Linked DNA regions of Homo sapiens: region 2 is linked to region 1. Evidence: chromatin loops called from intact Hi-C (ENCODE). Cell type or tissue: prostate gland. All regions are shown on one strand.

What was found. A loop is a pair of places that touch in the nucleus more often than their neighbours do. Peaks named below come from ENCODE experiments on the same cell type or tissue, not always from the same donor. Only the 100,000 strongest peaks of a DNase experiment are listed, where the experiment ranks them.
Region 2: a loop joins it to region 1, with 1.8 times the contacts of the local background. A loop is called at or near these places in 1 of 110 quality-filtered maps.

The regions. Positions count from the first base shown.
Region 1 is chr7:20,439,250-20,444,249 of GRCh38, reverse strand. No RefSeq gene overlaps it. Among named protein-coding and RNA genes, the nearest start is that of ITGB8-AS1, 110 kb to the right of the region's middle. In prostate gland, no CTCF peak of the experiment used is centred here; DNase peaks (open chromatin) are centred at 2,145 and 3,318.
Region 2 is chr7:20,539,988-20,544,987 of GRCh38, reverse strand. No RefSeq gene overlaps it. Among named protein-coding and RNA genes, the nearest start is that of ABCB5, 73 kb to the left of the region's middle. In prostate gland, no CTCF peak of the experiment used is centred here; a DNase peak (open chromatin) is centred at 2,207; H3K27ac peaks cover 410 bases.

The DNA.
Region 1 (5,000 bases):
GTCAGCCAAGCTAGACTTCTCTCACTTTTGTGAAGGTGGTCTCATGCTTAGCATGATTCCTGGCATGCAGCAGACATTCAGTAAATATTTGTTGAATAACGGAATGAATGAATGTAGCTGGATCTCCAGAAGATTGAATCCCAGAGTTGTTTTGGTTTAATCCCTTACAGAATCACCCTCAGGGAGAGAGGAATTTTAATGTTATTCTCTGATCAAAGGATACGCTAGAAAATAGCTCTACGAAATCTGTTAACTGTGTTTCCTGTGGGATTTTTGGTGAGAATTTTTCCATCATGTTCCTCAGTTTTCTGTTTTGAAATAACTTTGCTTTCCCAGAGAGAGTAATCTGTTTTCTTTCTTTTGTAGTGGACAATTAGGATAGCAGTGCAAATCCATAACTTTCAGAACCAAAGTACACATAACCCAGCTGCTGGAGGAATTGAGAGCTGATGACTTGTAGCTAAGGCCTCCTCCCATCCATGCCTCCATGGCCCTCTCATAAAGAGAGCCACTTGGGTCAATGTGACTCACTGCACTCCAGGAACAGCTTGCGACCAATGATGGCACAATCTGGGCAGTGGGGTGAGGGACATAAAGGTTTTTGTTATTCCAACGGGAACAACTCTGCAGAGCCATCCTTACTTTAGTGCTACCCACCAGGGAGCCTTTATTTGCTGGCTTCACAGTCCAACTCCCCTCTCGACCCCTCTGGTTTTCCTCACTCTCCTATAGGTGCTGTTTCCCAGAGCACTCACCAGGAAACCCCATCAATACAAATCTCTCTCTAAAAATCTCTTTCCTAGAGAACACACTTATAACCTTCTCTTTCTCCAAAATGATAATTGAGTGATTATATCCTCCTTTTATTTTTCCTGGAATATAAGAAACCCAGCTAAAGAAGCTCAGATAGTTCCCTTGACCCCCTTCATGGGTGGGAAATGGAGTGGTTCATTTCACTCAGCCCAATCGCTGGCCACTCCTCGTGGGAGGGAGTGTGTGGATGAGTGAGTGTGGGAACCGGAGTGAATGAACACTGAAACTGGCTGGTCACTCTTCTATGGAGGGAGCAGGCTCTGTGTGGGCCCTGCCGCAGCGTCCAAGTGTTTTACAACCAATGCTCTTTCATCTCTGCCGTCTGGGGATGGCCAAGTGCCAACCAGCTCAGTGGAGGGTCAGGAAGGCAGCCCCTGCCCTCTTGGCACCCGAGTTCTTGTCTGGTGTCCAGGAAGAATCAGGTCACATGAACTGTTTGAAAGCTGATGAATGTGGCCAGGCACGGTGGCTCATGCCTGTAATTTCAGCACTTTGGGAGGCCAAGATGGGTGGATCACAAGGTCGGGAGTTCAAGACCAGCCTGGCCAAGATACAAAAATTAGCTGGGCGCAGTGGCAGATGCCTGTAATCCTAGCTACTCAGGAGGCTGAGGCAGGAGAATCACTTGAACCTGGGGGGCGGAAGTTGCAATGAGCCAAGATCGAGCCTCTGCACTCCAGCCTGGGGGACAGAGTAAGACTCCGTCTCAAAAAAAAAAACAAAACAAAACAAAACAAAAAAAAAACAAAGTTGATGAATGTGGAACACTTTATTGAGTGGCACTTTATTGGGTGGCTCTTGGCAGAAAGTAAGGTGGGAAAGGGAATGGGAAGGTGATCTTTCCCTGAAGCCTGGCCCCTCTCTGATGCTGCACCATCTGAAGTTAGCCACGTCTATCCATAGTCTCTGATGCTTAATTGCTTCTCTGCTCACTGCTCAGCCACTTGTATCCTCGACACTCAGTCACTTGAGTTGCTCTGCCTGCTGAAGTCTTTTATGGACACAGGATAGGGGTGGGGCAGGCCAAAAAGGCAATATTTGGGCAGAAAAACAGGGTCAGCTGTTTTCATTTAGGGCTGTGGTTCCAGGCTTAAGAGTGGGGTTTAGCTAGGAGCCCAGACGTTCTGTATCATTTCCCTTCTCTGAAGAGGCACATCTAACTGCCCTTAGAATATGGACAATGACAAGTCTTAGCTACTTCCTGCTGAAAGGGGGTGTTGTTTGGGGAAAATGACAGCCACATTCCTCCCAGAGGTCTACCCAAGGATCCCCAGCAAAAGAAAGCCATCATCTGAGGCTCCAGCTGCCTGCCTCTTTGGAGTTTGATGGCCTCCAGGCAAGAGAAATAAACAAGTTTTACAAGGTGACGTGTGCGTGGGTCAAATATGTGTATTATGCAGGGGAAGAATTGAGTGCCAAAGATTACAGAAATAAGAAGCAAAACATACTAATCATTCTGAAAACAATATTGTGCCTCGCGGTATAGAACAGAACAAAGGTAGGAACAGCAAGTGTAGGCAAGACTATAAAGAGGATATCCATGGAAGGTTTATTATTAACACTTATCTTTTGAGATTTTTAGCTTGAGGTCTCCGATCTCTTCACATTGGTACTTTGGGTGCTCTTCTGGGTTGACGGGTAATCCCGTCAGCTTCTCAGGCCTTTATTTGGGTATAGTGAATCCAAGAATCTACTTTAGTGAACTTTACTGCCATAGGAGTAGAAAGTGCAGTGTAAGGTCCCTCCCAGTCTACGCCAGAGAGGGAGAAAAGGAAAAAGTGTTTTCATCAGTACCAGGTCCCCTGGGTTGAACAGAGGTGGCCCTAGTTCATGCGACTGGGCCTCCAACAGTTGTTTCAATTCCTGTTGGAAGTGAGCCAAAGAGGTTATAATGTTTAATTAAGTCGGAGTTCTCTTGGTCTAGCAAGAGATCATTGGTGAGAAACAGCTGTCCATACATCATCTCAAAGGGACTCAAACCTAGCTTTGAAAGGGTGGTGAAGATAGCTTGCCGCCCATTCTGAAAGACAGGGAATGGGGGGTCCTTCAATTCCCTTCCTTCTTTCAGCAATAACCCAGGGTATGAGGGAGAGAGAAAGCAGGCATCTCCTTTCTCTTCTGTCTTTGTATCCCCAAGTCCCAGCAACCTTGGCGGGTGCCACCCGTGCGTGCCAATGTGGCTTGCACCCATGAATCAGGGAGGGCCTAGAGAATAGGAATTATCCACACTCACCTATGCCTCTACCTCCCCTACTATTGACAACCTTCGAGTCCCTGGGCCTCATTTATGCCTTGGAGCCTGACCTCCTTCCATGAAGCAGTGGTTTAATCGGCAGGAATTAGTCCCACCCACTTACACTGTGTCTTTTGCCTGGCTTTGGAGCCCTCAGATCTGGTTTTCCTTTCTAGGGCTTCAATCTGAAGGTTGGAATCTAGTTTGAGACAAAAAGTTATTTCAGGAGCTGCGCGGATTCATTTAGATTAAGTCCTAGATGGGTCTTGCCAAATTTGCAGTTCTCAGCCAGCAGGGGTCGCTCCTCTGTTGCCTCCCAATCATAAGCAGAGTGCTGAGGTGGGAAGGGGATCCTCTCACTTGGAAAAGAAAAGAAAAGAAAAGAAAAGAAAAGAAAAGAAAAGAAAAGAAAAGAAAAGAAAAGAAAAGAAAAGAAAAAAAAAACAGCTTAAAGTGCATAAGGAAGGAGACCGGGGGAAAGACCTTCTTGCTCTATGGAAATGGGTTCCTTTAATCAGTGTATCCCTCACCTGATAAGGACCCCTCAGTCATGGGAGGAAAGGCTTCGCAGGCGCTGGTGTGCTAACATATCTGCAGTTTAACATTGTTAAAGAAGAGATAGGAGCAGTTTGAAGCCGTGAAAGAAGAAAAGATACAAAGATACCACAGCAAAGTCTGAGGGTCTTGGCCGATGCCTGTTAGGGTGGTCGGGGACAGAGTTCAGTCTTGGGACCTTCCAACAACACTGAGGAGTAGCCTCAGCCAGATTCCTTCGGTTCCTCAGCACCATATTCTGGTCCTAGTCAACAGCTAGACCTCTGTGAAGGGAAACAGAGCCACAAAACCAACGTTCCTTTCACCCAAAAGAGAGACATTTCCATATGAGCTCACTTGTCTGACATAACCTGGGTGAGCCAGCAGATGAGACGGGTTAGTTCCCTTGACCCCTTTGTGGGCAGCACCTGGAGTGGCTTATTCCACTCAGCCTGTCGCTGGCCACTCCTTGCGGGAGGGAGTGTGTGAGTGAGCAACTGTAGGAACCAGAGCGAACAAATGCTGGAACTGGCTGGTCACTCCTCTCTGGAGGGAGCAGGCTCTATGCGGGCACTGCAGCAGCAGCATCCAAGCGTCTTACAACCAATGCTCTTTCAGCTCTGCCATCCAGGGACAGCTAAGTGCCAATCAGCTCAGTAGAGGGTCAAGGGGGCAGCCCCTGCCCTCTAGACACCTGGGCTCTTGTCCAGCATCCAGGAAGAATCAGTCACACTCACTGTTGAAAGGTGATGAATGTGGAAGACATCATTGAGCAGTGGCTGGCTCTCAGTGGAAAGAGAGGCTGGAAAAGGGATGGGAAGGTAATCTTTCCCTGAAGCCTGGCTGTCTCTGGCCAGGCTCCTCTGCGAAGACACACTATCTGAGGTTAGCCATGCCTATCTGTAGTCTCCAACACTCAGTTGCTTCTCTGCTTGTCGCTCAGCCACTTGTATTACTCTGCTAGCTGAAGTCTTTAATGAGCACAGGATAGCGGCAGGTTGGGCCAAAAAGGCAATATTTGGGCGGAAAAACGGGATTAGCCGTTTTCACTTAGGGCTGCAGTTCCAGGCTTAAGGGTGAGGTTTGGCTGGAAGCCCAGCCCTTCTGTATCACTAGCCCCCTTTTATTTTTCCTGGAAGATAAGAAACCCAGCTAAAGAAGCTCAGATGGCTCATATGATCTACTTATTCACACATGCGGCCTAGGCTGTCTATTGGCATACCTGTTTGTCCAGATGCTCTTTTTATGTATATTGTACCATTATTTTATTGGTACCTCAAGTCTGAGGGAGAAGGCAGGATTTCAATGAAGGCAAACAAACCAAATAAATAGGAGTATAATCTTTTCAGAACACCAAAAAAAAAAAAACACCCCACTAAGCCCCAGAGAGTTGGGTTTACTTTGGGCATGTAGAAATTCC
Region 2 (5,000 bases), 100 kb before region 1:
ACCTAATGATATCAAACAGTTTCAGTCAGTTATGCATCAATTATTTGACTTCAAAGACTAGAGTAAAAGTGATTAACTATCCGGGTTTTTCTGAACATCTACTTTATGTAATGTTATGCTTTTTGGTAAAGATAATTCCTTACATACTTTGATAAATATATTTTATTTATATGCCTTTGCAATACTTTTCAAAAATTAGAGGAAAAGGTCCCCATTCGACTGTTGGTCAGAAAAAAGGACCATTGTGTCATTAGCTCCTATGAATTAAGCCCGGCAAGGTGGGGGGTAGTAAGCAGCATTAAATAAAAAGGAAAATTCAGGCTCAGAGGGCTGAAATAACTTCTTCAAAGGCAAATTCTATTTTAGTTTACAGTGTAATCGATGGCTTCAAGAATAGAATTCTTCACAAAGCTATGAGTTTTCTTAATTATAGTGAGTTCATACTTAGGCATATGTAGTCATCCTTGGTCATTCTTTCCATTTGTTTATACTAATTTGCAATTTGAAAAACACTTTTTATTTTCTTTTTGCACTTGAAAGCTTCAGAATTTAAGCTGCTTTGTAATTACCAATGGCAAAATATTTTCAAGTCAAATTGCTGGGACTTTGTTTGTTTGTTTGTTTCTTATTATTTTTCAAAATATTTCTTTTTTGTTTTTTTATTATTTTGCTGGGACTTTAATAATGTTGTGATATTTTGGCTTCTGTGATATCTTAACGGTTATGTTTTTAGCAATATAGTTCTGAGTGTTTTCCTATTTAAATGCTTTAAAAATTATTACTTTGAATACTGTTTCATTTCTAAACTCAAAATATGGTACAAGCCTATCACCAGTGCACTCATTTCATGTTGCAAAAATCCTTGAAAGACTTGCTTTGTATGCTAAGGGAAGAGCCCAGATTCCTCATATCTCTGAATGATGATCTTCGGGGTTCAATCTTGCCCAAATCTCCATAACTGTTTTCTCACCCCTTGGCACCCCAAAACTTTCTTTAAGTATTGAAACCTGGAGTTCCTATTCTATGTCCCCTATCCTCTGGGGAACTACCATTCTATTCTATGGAATTCTATTTCTCTTCCCTCTCTTTATTTATCCTTAAATTTAAATTGAATTTCCATCTTTACATCCATAAGCAAAACCCATTTACTCATATGGCATGTCATGCAGAATTAGGAATTCCATGAACAGATTACATAATGAAAAAAGATTAAGAGAGAAAATGTTCCATGGTGCCTCAGGCCAATCTTAATGAAGCCATAAATATTTTCCACTTTTAGCTGCTTTTTTCAACATCTTCCTGGCTAAAAATCTTCCTAGCATCACCATATTTGAGCAATGCTGTAGTCAAACTGAATACCCAACTGGGACCCTACGTAGTGTACACTTAACCTCTGAATGTAAGCTTTGAGTATTGCAGCACATCTGAAACATAGCTTGGGAGGGAAGAGGAAGATGAAAAGGGAGAGAATGGAGGCTTGGTGAGGTAGTGGGGACCCAAAGACAAATGCCTTCACATTCCATGGTATGGGGGTAAAAAAAAAAAAGTGTAAGTGCCAAAAGGAGAAACTTCCTAATTTCTATCGCAGTTATAGAGAAAGTCAATATTGTTGGATAGAACAAATGACATAACAACTGAACTAAACCTAACTATTAGATGATCAAAACCAGTTATTTTCAAAGTTGATGCATATATAAATCATTTGGGATTCTTATTACAATACAGGTTCTGATTTAATGGGTCTAGGATAGAGCCTGAGATGCTGCATTTTTAACAGGCTCCAAGGTGATGCTGCTGCTGCTGCTGGATTATAGTCTACACTTGGCATAGTGAGGCTTTAGAATACCCTCTTTTTTGTGTGTGTGTAAAATACATTTTATATGAAGGTCTTATATGAAAAATTAAAATATTTAATATAACTTCTAATATATACACTCTGACCCCTTGTGTGTAGATTAAAAACAAAAAAGCAACACGATGAAGAATCATCCAATTAAGCATGCATTTTTTAGGATTAAATTTAGATGACAAGAATCCAAAACAAAGCAATTAGATCTGAAATTCTGAGACTATTACCTTACATTTGTATCAAGGAAAACAGTCACAGCACATATTCTATTAATACATAATTTGGATTTCACAAGAAGAGGATCTGAATCATCTGTTCTCTTATGCTGTGCTGCCAAGGCTCATAAAAGCTCTCCAGCAGGCGAGCCTGTGTGTCCTGTCACACCATGGCCTTCCACCAACACAAGTGTTTGTCCTCTAGAAACTTTTAAGTTAAGCCCTGCAAAATTTGCACTTTTTGTCTTTCTAGGTTTGCAATGTTGATATTCCTGAGTCTGATGTTTCTTTCACATTTTATTTGGCAAAACTAAATGATAATATGTATTTGCATATATATTTACATAGTTCCATACACATATTTATTTACATTTATATACTACTTTAAGTTGTTTTCCATATACTCTCCTGTAATCTTCTCAATGATTTTGTGAGTTTAGCTATTTTCTCCATGTTACTAGTAAAAAAACCAAGGCTTGAGGATGTCAGAAAACATACCCAGGATTTAATAAGTGGCAAAATCAACACTCAAATCTAGGTCTTTGGGTGAAAATAATCTCAGTTTCTTTCCACCAGGTCTTACTTATTTTCATCACAAAGAACATATGTAGAGGTGATGTTATTGTGAAACCAAGAGGATAATTGCTAAGATAGCTTAAATAAAGACTGCAGAGAAAGAACAAAGAGACATCTTTCCAAATACTGTGACAAAGTCAAATCTAGAATCCAGTTGCATGGCTGAAAGGGATATGTTAGCTCTGATTAAATAACAAGTTTTGACATGTAGCAGATGACAGACAACAGGAAGAGGCCCAGAGCATGTAAGTGCGCAGACTTCCAGTCATTTTCAATAAATGACTGTGTCAGTGGAACATCAGTAACCCACGACTTCCTTTAAAGTTCACTCTCTTAAAAATAAAAAAATAGGGACAATTTTTAAAAATTTAATTATATTTTATTTTAAATTCTGGGATACACGTGCAGGATGTAGAGGTTTTTACATAGGTAAACGTGTGCCATGGTAGTTTGCTGCGCCTATCAACCCATCACCTAGGTATTAAGCCCCATACACATTAGCTATTTATTCTGATACTCTACTTCCCCCTGCCCCCTTGACAGGCCCCAATGTGTGTTGTTCCCCTTTCTGTGTCCTTGTGTTCTCATTGTTCAGCTCTGACTTATAAGTGAGAGCATATGGTGTTTGATTTTCTGTTACTGTGTATGTTTGCTGAGGATGATGGCTTCCAGCTCCATCCATGTCCCTGCAAAAGACATGATCTTATTCCTTTTTATGGCTGCGTAGTATTCCATGGTATGTATGTACCACATTTTCTTTATCCAGTCTATCATTGATGGGTATTTGGGTTGATTCTGTTTCTTTGCTATTGTGAGTAGTGCTGCAATGAACATATATGTGCATGTATCTTTATAACAGAATGATTTGTATTCCTTTGGGTATATACCCAGTAATGGGATTGCTGGGTCAAATTGTATTTCTGTTTCTAGGTTTTTGAGGAATTGCCACACTGTCCTCCACAATGGTTGAACTAATTTACATTCCTACCAACAGTGTAAAAGTGCTTCTGTTTTTCCACAGCCTCACTAGCATCTGTTGTTTCTTGACTTTTTAATAATTGCCATCCTAACTGGTGTGAGATGGTATCTCATTGTGGTTTTGATTTGCATTTCTCTAATGATCAATGATGTTGAGCTTTTTTTCATATGTTTGTTGGCCACATAAATGTCTTCTTTTGAGAAGTGTCTGTTCATGTCCTTTGCCCACTTTTTAATGGGGTTGTTTTTTTTTTTCTTGTACATTTGTTTAAGTTCCTTGTAGATTCTGGATATTAGACCTTTGTCAGATGGATAGTTTGCAAAAATTTTTTCCCATTCTGTAGGTTCTTTGTTCACTCTGATGATAGTGTTTTTTGCTGCGCAGAAGCTCTTTAGTTTAATTAGATCCCATTTGTCAATTTTTGCTTTTGTTCCCATTGCTTTTGATGTTTTCATCATGAAATCTTTGGCCGTGCCTATGTCCTGAATGATACTGCCTAGCTTTTCTTCTAGGGTTTTTATAGTTTTGGGTTTTACATTTAAGTCTTTAATCCATCTTGAGTTAGTTTTTGTATAAGGTGTAAGGAAAAGGTCCAGTTTCAATTTTCTGCATATGGCTAGCCAGTTTTCCCAGAACCATCTATTAAATAGGGAATCCTTTCCCCATTGCTTTTTTTTGGTCAGGTTTGTCGAAGATCAGATGGTTGTAGATGTGCGGTCTTATTTCTGAGGTGTCTATTATGTTCAATTGGTCTATGTGTCTGTTTTTGTACCAGTACCTTGCTGTTTTGGTTACTGTAGCCTTGTAGTATTGTTTGAAGTTGGGTAGTGTGATGGTTCCAGCTTTGTTCTTTTTGCTTAGGACTGTCTTGGCTATATGGGCTCTTTTTTGCTTCCACAGGAATTCTAAAGTTGTTTTTTTTAATTCTGTGAAGAATGTCAATGGTAGTTTAGTGGGAATGGCATTGAATCTATAAATTACTTTAAGCATATGGACAGTTTCATGATATTGATTCTTCCTATCCATGAGCATAGAATGTTTTTCTATTTGTTTGTGTCCTTTCTTATTTCTTTGAACAATGATTTGTAGTTCTTGAAGAGGTCTTTCACTTCCCTTGTTAGCTATATTCCTAGGTATTTTATTCTCTTTGTAGCAATTGTGAATGCGCAGTCATTCATGATTTGGCTCTCTGCTTGTCTGTTGTTGGTATATAGGAATGCTTGTGATTTTTGCACATTGATTTTGTATCCTGAGACTTTTCTGAAGTTGCTTATCAACTTAAGTTTTTGGGCTGAGATGATGGGGTTTTCTAGATACAGGATTATATCACCTGCAAACAGAGACAGTTTTACTTCCTCTCTTACTATTTGAATACCCTTTA